Regions from separate parts of the Homo sapiens genome. Here region 1 is linked to region 2. Evidence: read pairs that join two places in POLR2A ChIA-PET (ENCODE). Cell type or tissue: A673. All regions are shown on one strand. Each heading gives the region's core, and the rest is flanking DNA. Links, peaks and the distances in the headings are about the cores only.

Region 1 (8,902 bases), core at 208-8,207, 290 kb after region 2:
CACCTCAGTGAAGCAACGCAGCGGGCACCCTGTGGACAAAGCTGGATATTGGCTCTGAATAAAAGCGAATCATGGGGAAAATCAGTGTCTCAGTAAAATGGGGTTTTCTTAGTAGAGACCAGACTGTGAAGGACCTTGCTTCATTCCATCTTTGAGGAGGATGATGATTCAGGGACATTGGCCCAAGATCAAAGTGGTATTTTTAGGTTGTATTTACTTAGCTATTTGCCGTCTACCTCCTTATTTCCAGGTAGCAACTTCCTTCTTATATCTGAGATGTTTAAGAGATGATGAAACCAGCTTGCACACACTTCTCAAAGTGTGTTTGTTCGCATCCATTATTTCACTGGGGACCGGCTATTATCCTCTCCATTTTCTTTATAAGGATATTGAAAGAGAGATTAAATAACTTGTTCAAGGCCGCATAGCTAGTTAACAGCTGAACTAGGCTTAAAACCAACGTCTGAAGGCTCCTATTCCAGTGGCAGCTGCTGTGTGCTTCTTCTGTTTTCCATCAGTTTGGAAGGGAGCATAAAGTCTACAGCCACATGGGTGGGGTCAGCAGAAAGATTGACCACCAAGCCTGAGGCAGGTGAGGCTGATCTCCTGGGCACAGCCTCTCTGCACAGGAGTTCACAGAAGTGATATGATCCAAAGTTGCTGAGGGAAAAGCCCTTATTTGTGGAATTAACGGCAGGTCTCTCTTGAGGTCAGAATGAATGTTATTGACATTATTGTTTGTATTGTGGTAAGGTATACATAATGGAAAATGTACCATTTTGGCTGGACATGGTGGCTCACGCCTGTAATCCCAGCACTTTGGGAGGCCAAGGTGGGCGCATCACCTGAGGTCAGGAGTTCGAGACCAGCCTGCCAACATGGTGAAACCTCATCTCTACTAAAAATACAAAAATTAGCCGGGCGTGGTGGTGGGTGCCTGTAGTCCCAGCTACTTGGGAGACTGAGGCAGGAGAATCACCTGAACCCAGGAAGCAGAAGTTGCAGGGAGCCGAGATGGCCCCACTACACCCCAGCCTGGGTGACAGAGCGAGACTCCGTCTCAGTAAATAAATAAATAAATAAAAATAATAAAATAAAATGTACCATTTTAACCATTTTTAAGTGTACAGTTTAGTGACATGAAGTACATTCACACTATTGTGCAACCATGATCATTTTCCATCTTTTTTATCTTCCCAAACTGAAACTCCACACCCACTAAACAATAACTCCCCTTTCTCCCCTCTCCCCAGCTCCTGGTAACCACTATTCTACTTTCTGTCTCTGGGAATTTGGCTACTCTAGGTACCTTATGTAAGGGGAAGCATACAATATTTTGTGCTTTTGTATCTGATTCATGCTGACTTATTTTTAATTAGATCACCATTTCGACTGCAGCAGGAATGCTGATCAGTGATGTGCCATGCCTATAGAGGAGTAAAGAAAAGAAAAAGGAAAGAAAGAGCAAAAAGGAAAAAGAAAACAGGAACATTTTGGGGTGGATTTCTTGACTGTCAGGGGTACCAGATGTAAGGGGGCGGTGGTGGCGGGTGGATAGGAAGAAAGTGTTACATAGAAAACAAAATGCTGTGCTTTATCATTCCAGGGGCGGGCTGGCATCTATCCTGGAGGTAGATGCCTCTGTTTTGAGGATTATGCTATGATGAACCCTGATAGGGAAGCGCTCTGGTGAGAACAATGAGACTTTCTGGGCATGCGGAAGGCAAGACAAATTGTTTTGCAAGATGAATCCCCAGGAACTTGGAATTTGGGTAGAAGGGTCTAGAAGAGAAGGGGAAGGCTGGAGAGAAGATGGTTTAAGTTGGGACTTAGGGAACAGTGAGAAGTTTTCTGAGGTGGGAGATGGTTGGTGAACTTTCAGGGTAATGTCTATTCGTAGATTCTCATTTGCTTACTGTCATTTCCTCTCTATGACCCCTAACCTTGAGTAAAAGTCTGCTGCCGTGTGAGTTGGGCGTGGCTGGGGCAATGCAGGGACGGGGCTAAGCAAAGGGTGATAAAGAGCGGGTGGGAGAGGAGAGCAGCTGTGGGAGTTGAGGTGCAGATAGAGGGTGAGAGGTGGGAAGCAGGGAATCCCAGCCAGAGGTCATCAGAGGAATCACAAACCGTCTGAGCATCTTGGCACCCAGAAGGTGGGGGGTTGTGACAAGATTTGAGAGAACTGCAAGCTTGCGGGGACACAATGATGGAGTCCCTACTCTTAGGGGAATGGGGCTGGGGTCACTGCTTGGATATGACAGGGCAGGCACGCCAGTTAGACAGCCTGAAGGAAGGAGTGGATGGATTTCTCTTCTTGGAGACCTTTGGCAACACTTGGACAAGGCACAGCCTGGGTAATGAGGAAGTCCCTGCAACACAGCTCAGTGCCTCCAAGATTTCCAGATACACAGAGAAGAGGACTGTGTTTCTCAAAACAGAGATGGAGGTAGAGCCAAAGCCAAGCCCAGAACATGTCTCGAGCTTTCAAAACACCTTCTCTTTAAAATCATCTGAAAGCAGAGATATATGGCAGTTGACTATCTCTGATGGAGACATATACCTTTATTTATTTATTCATTTATTTTTAAGACAGGTTTTCGCTCTGTCGCCCAGGCTGGAGTGCAGGGGCGCAATCTTGGCTCACTGCAACCTCTGCCTCCCAGGTTCAAGTGATTCTCCTGCTTCAGCCTCCTGAGTAGCTGGGACTATAGGATGTGCCACCATGCCTGGCTAATTTTTGTATTTTCAGTAGAGACAGGATTTCACCATGTTGGCCATGCTGGTCTTGAACTCCTGTCCTCAATTGATCTGCCTGCCTTGGCTTCCCAAAGTGCTGGCATTACAGGCATGAGCCACTGCGCCTGGCCAACATAAGCTTTTTGTACCCCCCAGACATAGCAGGAACCCAGTGAGAAGGCCGGGCTGCTCCCACCCAGAGACCCTGGAAGAGCCTGGCATGGAAAATGGGCCGTGCATCGTGTTGCCGGGAATGCTTGGTGATTCTCTGGCCAGGTCCTGGGCTGAGTGTGGGCCGGGGATGGAGCCCTGCCTGGAATCAGTGATGCATCCTGAAATCTCTGGACCAGCCTGCATGGTGACGGAGACCAGAGTGAGGCTGGCCGAGGACATTTCCCTCTGGTCCTGTCCAGCCTTGGCCCCGAGAACCAAGGCTCTAGGCTCATCTGGCTAGATAGATCCTGTTTTTGGCCCAGCCCAGCATCCCTTTGTTACTTGGGACTTGGGGAAAAAGGCCTGGCTTGGCTCACACTTGAGGAGGTTTGCCAAATGTGTTACTTACCATTAAAAAGCTTGTAAACCTGGGGTGCAGGATGCTGTGGGGGCCTGGGCTGGCTCGAGGATGTGCTGTTTAGAAGTTCCAGAAGTTCCCTGCTGGCTGGGAGGGAATAATGTCCCTGCAGAGTCAGAGGCGAGCCTGCCCTGGGCCTGGGCCAGCTTTCCCTCTCGCGGGCCTCTCTGCTCTGGGGGAGCTGTGTGTTTCCTTCTACTCAGGCAGCTTGGGAAAGACCAGAGGCCCTTTCAGGGAAGGGAGAAAAAGGGAAACAGGCCTGAAATGACTGTCGTGAAAGCCCACTTCTGAGCTTCAGCCCAGAGCACAAATGCATTTTCTTCTGTTATGAGAATGTGGAGAGTTCCAAGAGGTTGTTCAGGGGAAATACAGAGCCTCAGAGCTCTGGTACTAGGAGGACCTTAAAGACCAGTTAGGACAGCCCCCTCATTTTACTGGAAGGCTAATTTGAAACAGAATGGAATTTGGCAGGGGCTAGGATCCCTTTTTTCTTCGGAGGCTTCATTTCCTGAAAGACACAGTGTCCGTGATGAACTGATTTCACTAATTCGCTCATTGCATTTTTTAAAAACCTCAGCGGTCCAGATCTGGCTTCTTTTGAAGGTAACAGAGTTTGTGGCTTCCAGGGTGTTTTCAGTTTGGGGCCATAATTTCTGTTTGTTCATTAAAAATATTTGTTCACCATAGGCTTACTGCCAGGTCTTCCTATGCACAGCATCAGGCTGTGCTTGTGAATGGCTGAGGGAAGCTGGAAATAGGCGAAATCAGGAAAATACTGGAATAAGGCAGGGGCTGATGTGGTCTAGGAGGGTTAGAAGGTGGAGGCTGGCAAACTTGTGATTAAGGGTGGTGTTTGGGCACCCTCAATGAGGAGGCCTCATAGCTATGGAAGAGACCAAGAGAACCTGGGTAGACATCTGTGCAGGGCCTAGGGACTCAGGACCCCCTGTGGATGCAGCTGAGCTGCACCTGAGAGGTCTCTGAGGTGGACAGGCCCCTGGTGGCACAGGAAGCTTCAGAAAGAGGAGACTTGCATTGGGGCAACCAGGCATATCAGAAAAAGATCTTAAAAAAAAAAAGAGAGAGAGAGAGACAGAAAGCAGGTGGGACAGAGTGAAGTGGGGCCTGAATTAATTATAAATGGTGGTGGCTATATCCTTTTTTGGGAGGGGCCCAGGAGGCTGCCAACTTTGATCTCATTTTCTGGACAGGCCTTTAGGTTACCTCTTCTATCCACCACCCAATCACCAGAGAGTTAGTGCCTTCTGACAGAAGCAGCTCTTGGCAGAACACACGAGACATAAGCAGCTGGGGCTGGGGACAACACCTGCTAGGGGTGGGCTGGGAAGGAGACAGACATATGCTGGTGCAGGAGAGGAAAGTGTATCATAGCCTCCTGTCCTGGGAGGCAGAGTGGAAGGGCATGCGGCAGGGTTCAGGGAGGGGCCATCTCTGTCTTATTCATGTGGTAGCCCCGGCGCCTAGCTCAGTGCCAGGCACACCCTAAATAACAAAATCACTAAATAACGGAATGAGTGAATTTAGCTTATGCCTGAACACACAGAGTGTCATCCTCTTGAATCCTTATGTTAACCTATATTTTTCTTCTCCAGGATTTATGGAATAATCAGGAATCTGCCTACTGTGAGCTTTCCCCTTTAGAAAGGTTTTCTCATTGCTGGTGTGACAGAGTGCACTGAAGCTCTGTTTCTCCAGTGATCTCAGCATAAAGACCCTCCATCTGACAGGCAAAGGACGGGTGGGAGGAGGGCCAGGAGGACCTCTCAGGGCCCAGCTGGCTGTGCAGGATGCAGAGGGTGGGCTGGTACAGAGGCTAAGAGCAGAGGTCAGGGTGAGAGGAGGCATTAGCAGCTTTGTTAATTGCATCATGTCTTTCCTCCAGGTGACAACACTAGGCCTATGCCTCATCCCCAGCAGGTGACCAATGGAGGAAAATAAAATAGAACTTCAACATGCTCTCTGACGAACTTGAACCCCTGGTACTGGTTGCTCTGAGAAGCCATGGGTTTCCTTCCTTGGACAATTTCAGAGCCCATCATTATGGTTTATGGAAAGGAAGTGGCACTGAGAGAGACCCTTGCTTCTCCTGGCAGCTCTTCTCCCTTGAGAAAGCTCCTCAACTTCTCCTGAGCTTAGTTTCAGAAGTGATTGTTCATCCTCTCCCACTGGGAGTCCTGGGATGGGCTCCGTATATTTTACTCCAGCCACAGGCGGATGAGTGAGATGACCTTTTCAGGTCACTCAGGAGATCCTCCAGTTTCTCAGGATAATCTAAGCATCTCCCTTTCCTTTAGAAGCTGTCAGAGCTAACTCAGCGTGGGTGTGGGCTCTTTGCAGCTACACCACCTCCCCTCCAATATTTAGAAGTTCTTTGCTGGTTCTTAGGGTCTCCTAATCACAGGTCTTTTTTTCTGGGCTCTGCCTGAAAGGCCACATCCGTTTTTTCCCTGAAAGCTAGCTAGGTCCTCTGGGCTAAACACCACCGCCCCTCAGCTCTAGAAATGGCTGATTTTCATGACGCCCTTTGCCAACCAGATTATTTCTTAAATTGCTCTCCCCCCTGCTGGGTGTTCTGGGACACAGACGCCAGTGTGTGGGGTCCCCGGCTTTCCTTTCTCCCAGAGCAGCTGGAGGAGAGCCTCAGTTTCTCCACCGCACACCCTGGCCTGAGGGTAGCAGCCGACCCAGTCGGGGGAGTGGGCCTCCTGCGCCCTCGGAGGCACAGGACCGCGGGGCCCCACCGAGGACCCCCTGAACGGCAGCCCGCCGCGAGGCAGCGTGGGGACCAAACTGCCGCGCCCCAGAGCCCGCCGCCGCCTGTCCCCGCGTCTGAGGTCCGCAAGGAAGAGCTGCGGGAATGCACGCCCGGGGAAGAGGCTTTGTGAACCGAGGCTCGGCGCGCCCCCCACCCGCGCCCCTCATGGGCAGCCGGGCCCAGCCCGCCGCCCGGGCCCCTCTGGGAAGGGCTTGGAGGCGACGCGGGGGGTCGGGGGAGGAGGGAGCGTTCCTGCAAATCACATGATTTTCCCGCTTATATAAATCACAGCTTGTTTTTCTCAACCAGCTGCAGACTTAAAGGTGCAGTGTCTTCTTTCTCTCCCAAGGGCAGAGGTTCCCCAGGGTGCTTTTGACGACCCCTGAGCTGGGGTGGGGTGGTTTCACCAAGCAGGGGTCAGGGTTCAGGGTTCAGGAACCCCCCACCCCATCCCCCATCCCCGGGATGTTTCCTTTTAGCTCGGGACCAGGGAGGGGCATGGAAATCCGGTCGCCAAATCAGCAGGCAGAGCCGAGCTGGGGCGGCCTCCAGCGCCTCGCCTCGGTCAGCGATCACTCTGGAGACCAGCGATCCCCGTGGGGGACCCTGAGCTGAGGGGTTACAATGAAACTGGCCGGTGGCAGATTTGCGGTGGCCAAGAGCAGACTTCTAAGGGTGATGCTTACTGTTCTGACCAGCCCTGGTTATTTGTTTGAGGCTAAGTTATGTGAGAAGAAAAACGAGCTCAACACATATATCCAGCACCTATCATCTACCTATTAGGCACTGTAGGGAGAAACCAAGACCTTTTAGACAGTCGTCACCTTCAAGTGGTTTATAGGATTTAGGTGATGAGATATGTAGATATAGACATAGAGGCAGACACGAGATATAGAGATTAAATAGCACTAGTCAGTTTCAATGCCTGTTCCAGGCTAAACAGAAGAGCGTTACAAGGCTGTGCATAATTACTTGCTTGATCAACAGCACAGATAATGAGTCCTTCAGGCCTTGGGAAGAGGGCTCTGGAGGCCCTGACTGAGAGGTGGGCCAGAGGCAAGGCAGGAGGGGGACAGGCAGCTGGGGGAGGATGGACGGCATGTGTCAGGAGGGGAGAAAGGAGCATGATGTTGGAGTAATCCCTTTGCTAAACTGAGGAACTGGAGAGAGGAGGAGTGGGGGATGAGGGTGGGAAGCCGTAGGGGGGCCAGGTGCAGGTGGCCTTGAGTGCAGGGCTGAGTGTGGACTTGATCTGGTGAAGGCAGTGGGCGAGCCTGCAGAGGTGGGAGGGCAGGTGAATGGTATGATGAAGGGGGTGTTTTTAAGGACCAGAAGTCTGGCAGCAGTGCGCAGAATAAACTCGAAGCATTGATGGAGACCCGTTGGAGGCTTCTGCAAGGAACCAGGCTGACGTAAGGTCACAGTGCTGGGGTGTTAAGAGAAAAGGTGAAAATGAACAGCGAGAAATAAGAGATTTTGAAGAAAGAATGGAGATAATTGATTGTGTATACAGCAAAGGGGAGAAATCACCAGAGGTGATGTTGATTTTGAGCATGGATGGCAGGGAGAAGATGGCAGCCCTGCAGCCCTTAGGTGGAGGGGGGGGTGCGCCAGTGGCCAGGGGAGGAGCTCCTTTTGGAGATGGCGTTTGTGAAGACAATGGGCTCTTAACTGGGAAATGTCCAGTGGGCTGGAAGTCAGAGGAAATAACTCAAGGGATGAAAGAGATCTTGCAGATCTTACAGGGAGATCACAGAAAGGGAGAAAGAGAAGTAGGGCCAGGGGACACCCACGTTTAGGAGTAGGAGCCGCTGGCAAGGCTGTGGAAGGAATATTCACACCCCAAGGACAGACCAACCTGGGCACGAAGTGTCTCTGCCTGACCTTGGCCAAGTTGTTTATTCTGTCTGCACCTCAGTTTTCTCATCTATAAAATGGCACTAACAGCACTTGCATTACTTTCTGTGAGGACGATGTGAAATGTCTGAAGCATCTCACACACTGCACAGTGTCTGGTGCAGGGCAAGCACCAGCTGTTCTTCCTTTCCACACTTCCCTTCCTGCCACACCCTCTATGTCCTTTCATGGCAGCCACCTGAACACAGTTTCTCTCCTTTTAAATTGTTGTTGTTTTTCTTCTTACCCCTCCTCCTCTTCATCTCCTTCTTCTTTTTCTAGAAGAAACACACGGTCTTGTTTGCATGACCAATTATTTGAACTGGAAATACCCTCCATTATGAAGGAAGGAAATAATAAATTTTTTTCCTAAGGGCCTCTTAGCTGAAGCTGGCTATTACCTCACTGGATCCTTCCAGCAGCCCTGCAGGGTTTGGGAAGGCAGGTATTATCAGGCCTTTTTCCCCCCTACAGCTGAAGAAATGGAAGAATGGTTGTAAAAAGTTTTATTATTCTGTTGAGAACCACATGTCTAATCAGTACTCTCTAGCTCAGAGCTTTCTAAACTTCTATTTGTAGCCCTTTATTTTTGGAAATAATTTTACTCGGTAGTCAAATAAAATAGATATAGGCAACCCAGTTCTGGTTTCAGTGCAGTGGGGAGGTTCTGAGTCACGACTGCTTGGCTGTGCTCCCACTCCCAGCCCCAGGCCAGGCTGAGAAGTGGGGCTTTCCTTGTGGGGTAACCCAGCACCCAGAGCCTCTCCCTCTACACTAAGCTTCATTCTTTTCCTTTTCAGCCACAAACTTCCTGACTGTGAAAGCCAGGCCCCAGCCCAAGAAGGCTTCACAGACCCCTAGGTGTGCCCTCTGTGTGAGCCAAGTGTTGACCCTGGCGATGATGCCAACAGCCCGACTCTGCC
Region 2 (8,902 bases), core at 785-8,784:
TTTGGCATTGATGACCAAGATTACTTGGTGAGAGTCCATTAAGGGGTGAGGGTAGCCCTTTCTCCCCAGCAACTGAGGAGTACTATTTGGGACAGCCATATTTGGAGAAATGAGAGTCTTGGCAAATATAATTCTTTACCTTTTTGTGATTGCAGCATTTTCAAAAATTTAATGAAAATTATAAACCTTGTCCTTGGGGGAAAAGATGTAGATACATTAAGAATTTTGGCCAGGCGCTGTGGCTCACGCCTGTAATCCCAACACTTTGGGAGGCCGAGGCGGGCAGATCACCTGAGGTCAGGAGTTCGAGACCATCCTGGCCAACATGGCAAAACCCTGTCTCTACTAAAGATATGAAAATTAGCCAGGTGTGGTGGCGCACGTCTAGTCCCCGCTACTTGGGAGGCTGAGGCAGGAGAATCACCTGAACTTGGGAGGCGAAGGTTGCAATGAGCTGAGATCGTACCACTACACTCCAGCCTGGGTGACAGAGCGAGACTCCTTGTCAAAAAAAAAAAAAAAAAAGAATTTTGCATTCAGTTTCCTTCAGTCCACATATGGACACCTGATGAGGAACTGTGCTGAATCTCCTACCCCAGGGATTCATCCACTTTCAGCTGACCATTTTCCTATGACTTGTTTCTGCATATAAAGAGGGAGGAAAAGAGCTCTGGCCTATTCTGTGTCCCCAGGTGTCCCTTACCCGAAACCCCCCCAGCGAAAGTGAAGGCAGTGATGGTCGCTTCCTTATCTCCTACGATCGGACTCTGGTCATCAAAGAAGTATCCAGTGAGGACATTGCTGACATGCATAGCAACCTCTCCAACTATCACCAGGTCAGGCCTCTCTCTAGCCCCATTCTTTCCCTCTCCTCCCTACTCACATATAGCTCAGCTATTGTCAGTAATAGATGCCAACTGGGGAGAAAACTCATTGGAAGAGAGAATCCATAATCATATCCAGCCCTAAATGGGATGAGGGAAGCTATTCTGTCTGATAAGATTTACAGGCTGGGGGCAGTGGCTCACACCTGTAGTCCCAGCACTTTGGGAGGCTGAGGCGGGAGGATCACCTGAGGTCGGGAGTTCGAGACCAGTCTGACCAACATGGAGAAACCCCGTCTCTACTAAAAGTACAAAATTAGCTGGGCATGATGGCTCATGCCTGTAATCCCAGCTGCTCAGGAGGCTAACGCAGGAGAATCACTTGAACCCGGGAAGCGGAGGTTGTAGTGAGCCGAGATCGTGCATTTGCACTTCAGCCTGGGCAACAAGAGCAAAACTCCGCCTAAAAAAAAAAAAAAAGATTAAAAAAAAAAAGATTTACTTGGAATGTGGAGTTTATGGAATGTTTTGGCAGTAAAAACACTCTTCTTGAACATCTCTACTGAAGAAAAATTTCACCAAAATCAGTGAGCAAGGAATACATCAGAGTCCAAAAGGAGTCTTTGGTTTATGCAACAAATATTGAATACCTCTTATTAGGCCCTATGTTAGGCAGTAGAGTAGGAGGTAAATGAAACATCTGTGGCCCTTACAGATCCCTTGGTCTGATGGCAGTGACCAGTGACCCAGTATTAGCACACCGCAAGATATATACAATAGTAGAAGTCTGTACAGAATATTCTGAAGCTAGTGAAGAGCATCCGAACTCACCTGGGGAAGGAAATGCACCTGGGAGGCTAAAGAGAGTTTTTTAGAGGAGATACTGTAAGAGTTGATCCTTGAAGGACTAGTAGAGGTTAACCATTGGACAGGGTGGAAGAGCATTCTAGGCAAAGGAAAACAGCACTTGTAAGGCACAGAGCCATGAGAGAACTTGGTGTTAGAAAACAGCAAGAAATTCCATTTGGATGGGATGTAGTACTGTGGAAATAGGCAGGAGCCAGATTGTAAAGAGGCTTATAAGCCCCACAAAGAAGTTTGGACTTTATCCTGAAGGTGGTTTTGCAAGGGGCGTGATATATTTGTTATTTAGAAATATTTAGAAAATGTGACAGCGTTTTAGAGAATGGATTGGTGGGAGGGAACACTGGAAGGGTGGATACCAGTTAGGAGGTAATTTTAATAGTCCAGGGTAGAAACAATGAAGGCCTGGGGGAGCGATGGTGGTGGGGATAGAAAGGAAGACCTATGGGAGAACTGAGAGTTAAGACACAGGGGCCTCCAAGTTCCTGGTTAGGGATAACTGGGTGCCTATTCACCAGAAATTAGAAACAGAGGAACAGGTTTTTGGAGGAAGAAAGTTCTGATTTGGACATACTGAATTTGAGGTTTCTGCAATTCATCCAGATGAGGATGTCCAGTAAGTGGTTGGGGTATGTGTACAGAATTCAGGAAAGAGGATTAGACTGGGAGTATAGGTTTGAGAATTATATGTGAGTAAGTGATCATTAAAACCATGGCTATAGATACGATTATTGTAGGGAGGTTGTGTGCAGTGAAATGAAAAGAAGGTTGAGGACAGAACCTAAAGGAACAAGTGAAGAAATGAGCCCATAAAGGAAACTAAGAGTAGATGGACACTTTTAATTATTTATGCCATGCTACATTCCATACGGGATTCGACGACAGAGAGGAGGGGAATCAGGAGGGTGGTATAATAAGAGCTGAGGATGAGGAGACTTTTAAGGAGAGACTGGTCAATAGGATCAAGTGCCACAAAGCTGAAATATGACAATGACTAGAATACTTACTAGATTTGACAACTGAGGGATATGGGGGAGATTTCAGAGGAGAAATGAGGTATAAACCTGATTTCAGTGATTCAACGTGTGAATGAGAGACAGGAAATGGATTTCTTGCTGATTACTTTCCTGAGAAGGTTGGCTGTGAAGAGAAAGAGGCAGCAACACAGAAAGAGAGATGGTAAGCACTGAAGGAGTAATTTTTGTTTTTTAGAGACAGGATCTCACTGTGTTCCCCGGGCTGGTCTCAAACTCCTGGGCTCAAGCGATCCTCCTGCCTCAACCTCCCAAGTAGCTGGGATTACAGGTGTGAGCCTGGCTTAACAGGAGAATTTTTAAAAAAGAATCCAAATTGTAGGCCGGGTGCAGTGGCTCACGCTTGTAATCCTAGCACTTTGGGAGGCCGAGGTGGGCAGATTGCCTGAGTTCAGGAGTTCGAGACCAGCCTGGGTAACACAGTGAAACCCCGCTTCTACTAAAATACAAAAAATTAGCTGAGCGTGGTGGTGTGCGCCTGTACTCCCAGCTACTCGGGAGGCTGAGGCAGGAGAATTGCTTGAACCTGGGAGGAGGCGGGGGTTACAGTGAGCCTAGATTGTGCCACTGCACTTCAGCCTGGGCAACAGAGTGAGACTCCATCTCCAAAAAAAAAAAAAAAAAAAATCCAAATTGTAGGCCATCATGCAGACTTTTTTTTTTTTTTAGGTATAAAAATCTGTATTTATATTACAGTGACAGAATGACACAGCACAGCCCAACCCAATGCAGACATTTTAAATTATGGGAATCTAGCCTATGAAGAAACACTGCTCTAGATAAAATGATTTCATTGATAAGATATAAGTTGTAATCCTGGTTCTGTGCCACTTGCATATAGAAAGGGTCTAAAATAAGGATAATAACACTTAACCTTCCTCATCTCAAAGAATGATAAAGGTGAATTGAGAGATGACACTTAAAAATTAAGAGATGTACAAATGGAAGGAATCAGAGGAAAGGGGGATTCAGAAACGGCATGGATAACCTGGAGTGTTTTGGGGAAGCTTCCACCACTTTTGACTTTGTAATCTCTCTACTTGAAGTCCTCTGCTCTACCCTGGAATGGCAGTGTTTGAACTTCCCTGGGCTGTTTGTGTATCTGCTACTCAGCCTCTCCCCATTCCTTCCCCCTCTTTCACTGTAGTACATTGTGAAGTGCCATGGCAACACGCTTCTGCCCCAGTTCCTGGGGATGTACCGAGTCAGTGTGGACAACGAAGACAGCTACATGCTTGTGATGCGCAATATGTTTAGCCACCGTCTTCCTGTGCACAGGAAGTATGACCTCAAGGTAAGAAGAGGGTAGCTCGGACTTAGAGGGAGGCTCCTGATAGCCTGAGAATGGGGAAGACCCTGGGAGGTCTTTGGATGATTCCTTTTAAGGGAAAGAAGGCTGGGTTTGAGTACTCATCTTAGGGGCTGGGTTCTGACTGTTCTTTTAGCCACTTCTACTGACTTGGTGTTTGGGTCTTTCTGCAGGGTTCCCTAGTGTCCCGGGAAGCCAGCGATAAGGAAAAGGTGATAGTAATTTTATGTGCTAGGGTGAGGGATGAGGGATGAGGGAGGGCAGATGAGGGGAACTTCTTAGGATGGAGAGGCCACTCTATATAGGAATAGGGATTACTAGCTATTTATTATCTTAAACCACTTAAAAGAAGGGGGTAAACTTCTGTTGATCCGGGGATTGTTTGGAAGGGGCAGTGGGAGCAGCTGCTTTAACACTGGCATGGGTTATTCCATATGGAAGGCTTGGGGATGGGTGAGGTTGCCAGACTTGAAGAGCAAAGTGTTTAACTTCCACTTCCCATTCTGGGTTATTTTATTCAAGCAGCTACTTTTGCTTAAGAAGACACAGGCCGGGCATGGTGGCTTATGCATGTAATCCCAGCACTTTAGAAGGCCAAGGCAGGACTGCTTGAGCCCAGGAGTTCCAGACCAGCCTGAGCAACGTAATCTCTACCAAAAACACAAAAATTAGCCGGGCGTGGTGGCACGCGCCTGTAGTCCCAGCTACTTGGGAGGCTGAGGTGGGAGAATCACTTGAGTCCAGGAGGTCGCGGCTACAGTGAGCTGAGATCACACCACTTACATTCCAGCCTGGGCAACAGAGTGATCGAGATCCTATCTCAAAAAAAAAAAAAAAAAAAAAGAGGAGAAAGAAAAGTCAGCCTGGAGGGTCTTGGCTAAAAACCATAAGCAGAGAGTAGTGGGATGTGATTTGGGATACAGCTGTAGTGACTGAGTCTGTGGAAGTCACTGGAGGTGAGAACAGACCAGGGAAGCATCACAGTGTGGAGTTAGATGAGATCTAACTGAGCTAGCATAGAGCCCTAGACAGAAGGTGGGGTTCTGAGACCTTGGGGAAGGGATATGTTCCCAAGATGTCCCTTTACATATTCTTAGGTTAAAGAATTGCCCACCCTTAAGGATATGGACTTTCTCAACAAGAACCAGAAAGTATATATTGGTGAAGAGGAGAAGAAAATATTTCTGGAGAAGCTGAAGAGAGATGTGGAGGTGATGATTGGGTGCTCTGGGAAATGGCTTTCCTTTTTTTGCTCCCTAGAGGGTAGTTGTCTCTTTCATTCACGGTATGAGGGAGCTCCTCCCCTTCCCTTTATTCTTCAGGTCCTCTGCCTATATGGGGGTTTAGTATGAGACATGAAAAACCCCTGGAGCTGACCCGTGGAAGGGGTGGCTGGAATAAGCTAAAAGGATGATCTTAGATACTAGGACATATAGGCACTAAAGGCAGTGGTATGCCCTGCAACCTCAATTTTTATACTTCCTTTCCCCAGAAGGGCCCCAGAAATTCAAAGGTACAGGTACAGGGGTGATACCTAGCAGTGAAGAGTGAGAGAGAGGTGTCTGATTTGTCAGTGGGTCTCAGTTTCTAGTGCAGCTGAAGATCATGGACTACAGCCTTCTGCTAGGCATCCACGACATCATTCGGGGCTCTGAACCAGAGGAGGAAGCGCCCGTGCGGGAGGATGAGTCAGAGGTGGATGGGGACTGCAGCCTGACTGGACCTCCTGCTCTGGTGGGCTCCTATGGCACCTCCCCAGAGGGTATCGGAGGCTACATCCATTCCCATCGGCCCCTGGGCCCAGGAGAGTTTGAGTCCTTCATTGATGTCTATGCCATCCGGAGTGCTGAAGGTGAGAGAACCGGGACAATTTAAGGGTGGAGAGGGGATTTTTCCTGGAGGACAGAGACCAGAGTGCTGGGGGAGAGCCTGATTAGCTTTTCAGAACAAAACTGACTGCTTCCTGGAGAAAGGGAATTGGAACTAAACCTACTCTGAATTGTTGGTCTCTCTCCCAGGAGCCCCCCAGAAGGAGGTCTACTTCATGGGCCTCATTGATATCCTTACACAGTATGATGCTAAGAAGAAAGCAGCTCATGCAGCCAAAACTGTCAAGCATGGGGTGAGAGTTCGCAAAAGCCTTTCCTTTCCTGTCTTGACTATTCTTTGGGAATAGAGTCTCTTGTGCCAGAGCAATGGGGTGGCAAAAGAATGGAGGTGGTCTGGGGTAGATTGGGTGGGGGTGATGGGGACGGGTGCTAGGGTGGCCTGACATATTGTTCCGTATCTCCTCTCACAGGCTGGGGCAGAGATCTCTACTGTCCATCCGGAGCAGTATGCTAAGCGATTCCTGGATTTTATTACCAACATCTTTGCCTAAGAGACTGCCTGGTTCTCTCTGATGTTCAAGGTGGTGGGGTTCTGAGACACTTGGGGGAATTGTGGGGATATTCTAGCCACCAGTTCTCTTCTTCCTTTGCTAAATTCAGGCTGCAGGCTCCTTCCATCCAGATAACTCCATCCTGTCGAGTAGGCTCTTTCTGACCCTCAGAAATACATTGTCCTTTTTCCTCTTTGCCCATTTTTCTTCCCTCTCTTCCTCCCCATGAGAAGTCTGCTTGTAGTATTAGAATGTTATTGTTGACTCTCTCCCAAGTGCCTTGATCTTTGTAATATCTCCTGTTGTTTCTATGATATAGGAGCTAGGGGAAGGGGGTTGTTTGCCTTCTTCAGGACCTGACTGGACAGATGGACCTGGCTCAAGCAACTACTCTGGATGCACTTTGCTGTGTGGGATGAACTAAAAGTGTCTGAATTTTGCTGATAACTTTATAAAACTCACTATGGCATGCTTCCCTCCTGGTGGGCCCTAGGATGGATGACACTCAAGATACTACAGATGTGGGTGCAGGCATGCACACACACGATGGAATATGGCCATTCCTACACAGGTGGGGTAGAGAGTGGGTCAGCAGCCTGGCACCTCACAGAGGTGGGACCTAAGAGGACTCATGATTATGCAGAGAATTGGATTGGGTCTCTGTCATAGATTGAGTAATCTCTTCCCTTACCTCAATTCCATCTCCACCCATCTCTACATCTGGGCACAGCAACCCAGAGATGGCCAAAAGCATTCAAGCCTGGGGGAAGATGTTTGACTATTGCTGCTCTTCACCAGAACCTCACACCTCTCCTGGGACTGGAACCCTTCAGTGGGTGTGTGGCCAGTTTTGGAGGCTGGAATGATGGGCCAGGGTGTAGGATTCATTCTCCATGTAAAGTTTCCTTTCATCCTGCCTAGCCATCCCCAAGGTTTATTTCCAGAAGAAAGGAATATCTCTACTTGGATCAATTCTGGTCATTTCAAGAGGATGGAGGCCTCAAGTGTGGGAACTTCCCCTACTCCCTGGATGTGTGTACCTAGCACACTTCCTTCTCCCACCCCTTTTTCCAGTTGGATTTGTTTTTCTGTTCTCTTCTGTCCTGTCTTATACTGCAACTGTGTCTCCTAGGGGACAGATGGCCTTCTTTGTCATCTTCACTCTCCACCCCCAGAGAGGAGTCAGAGCCATAACTCAATCACTCAGCCCCTCCAAAGATAGTTGATGTGTGATAATCTCATAATGTTGAGAACCCTGATGAGATACATTGTCTTCCTCTCCCTACAATGCCTCTGGGGCCAAGGCACCCATTCTTCTTGCTATCCTCCATCCCCCTTGAGGCTTCCACTTTTTTTTTTTTTAGACATAAAGCTGGGCATCAGCAACTGGCCTGTGGTGATGCAAAGCTGCTTTGCTCTGTATCTGGCTGGACTGATCTGTCTCACAAGAAGCCATGAGGCCATAGGGAGAAGCTCCCTCTCCCCTTCATCTTCTGCTCCAAAGGTGGTAGCAAGAGGAGTACCCAGTTAGGGGTTGGAGCCCCCATATAACATCTTCCTGTCAGAAGACTGATGGATCTTTTTCATTCCAACCATCTCCCTTTCCCCCGATGAATGCAATAAAACTCTGTGACACCAGCAACCATTGCTCTTTAGAAATGGGTTTTCTGATCATATGGCTGATGTGTTATGGGCAGTATGGATGTCTTCATTTGTTGCTTCTGTTTTTCATCTTTTTTGTTTTATTAATAAAAATTTATGTATTTGCTCCTGTTACTATAATAATACAGGGAATAAATTATTCAATCCAAATTTCTGTACAGAAATGCCTTTTTTTTTTTTTTTTTAAATTTCACTTCTCTCAGGGAGCCTGTGTTTAAGGGTGCAGAGACCAGCTGAAGAATTCTGGTGTTCAAGGTGTTGGGCCCCTAACTAAGGATGTGGGTTTCTAGACAGATGGCTGTGAACTTTTTTAAAAAGGCTGTGAAGGGTGTGCACGGGAATGGAAAACTTAGTCTTTAACCTTGTGGGAGGTCAGCGGTAGTGAGGGCCAGGGAAGAGTAGGGTGATGGGACCCTTCCTCTTCCCAGAGTTCTGGGCTTGCTAACACTCCATCTTTGTAAAGGTGAGTAGGCCTCTCAGCCCACCAGCTAAAAGAAAAGGAATCTAGTATTCCCCCAGGCTTCCTGGGAAAGCTGTCCTCTTCCTGGAGGGAAGGAAGAGTACAGCAGGGTCCTGGGAAAGTGAAGAAAGTGACTAGCCCTCCAGTCTAGAGGGGGGAGTGAAAAAGGGGTGGATGAATAGAGGTTGTTGCCAGTTTGGGAGATTCCTGCCTGTCTTGGCTGAGGAAGTCTTTTGGCTGGTGGAAAAACCTGGCTTGATGTGGCCCCAGGGAAGTGAGTTGGATTGGGCGGAGACTGCTTGATGTGGGAAGCAGAGCAGAGCTTTTTTTTTTTCTTCTTTGAGAGTTTTTAACTCTATTTGAACCATA

The links. Peaks named below come from ENCODE experiments on the same cell type or tissue, not always from the same donor. Only the 100,000 strongest peaks of a DNase experiment are listed, where the experiment ranks them.
Region 1: POLR2A ChIA-PET joins it to region 2 with 10 read pairs; 2 of 35 experiments call an interaction of 5 or more read pairs at or near these places.

Annotation. Positions count from the first base shown.
Region 1 is chr12:57,890,442-57,899,343 of GRCh38, forward strand. It overlaps LOC283387 (a long non-coding RNA gene), which reads right to left and starts at 6,041. Exons shown (of 4, transcript NR_148947.1): 1 at 3,299-6,041. LOC101927608 (a long non-coding RNA gene) reads left to right here and starts at 3,798. Exons shown (of 2, transcript NR_187681.1): 1 at 3,798-3,910; 2 at 5,211-6,391. LOC124902948 (a long non-coding RNA gene) reads left to right here. Exons shown (of 2, transcript XR_007063336.1): 2 at 1-81. RefSeq lists enhancers at 2,682-3,182, 7,991-8,040, 8,641-8,860. In A673, for the core only: a CTCF peak has its summit at 6,661; DNase peaks (open chromatin) are centred at 3,470, 5,880 and 6,340; H3K4me3 peaks cover 1,609 bases; H3K27ac peaks cover 5,476 bases.
Region 2 is chr12:57,595,196-57,604,097 of GRCh38, forward strand. PIP4K2C (phosphatidylinositol-5-phosphate 4-kinase type 2 gamma) reads left to right here. Exons shown (of 10, transcript NM_024779.5): 3 at 1-27; 4 at 693-836; 5 at 3,870-4,016; 6 at 4,205-4,243; 7 at 5,129-5,242; 8 at 5,616-5,883; 9 at 6,050-6,153; 10 at 6,331-8,223. The coding sequence ends at 6,411. Among named protein-coding and RNA genes, the nearest start is that of DTX3, 5.2 kb to the right of the region's middle. In A673, for the core only: no CTCF peak of the experiment used is centred there; no DNase peak of the experiment used is centred there.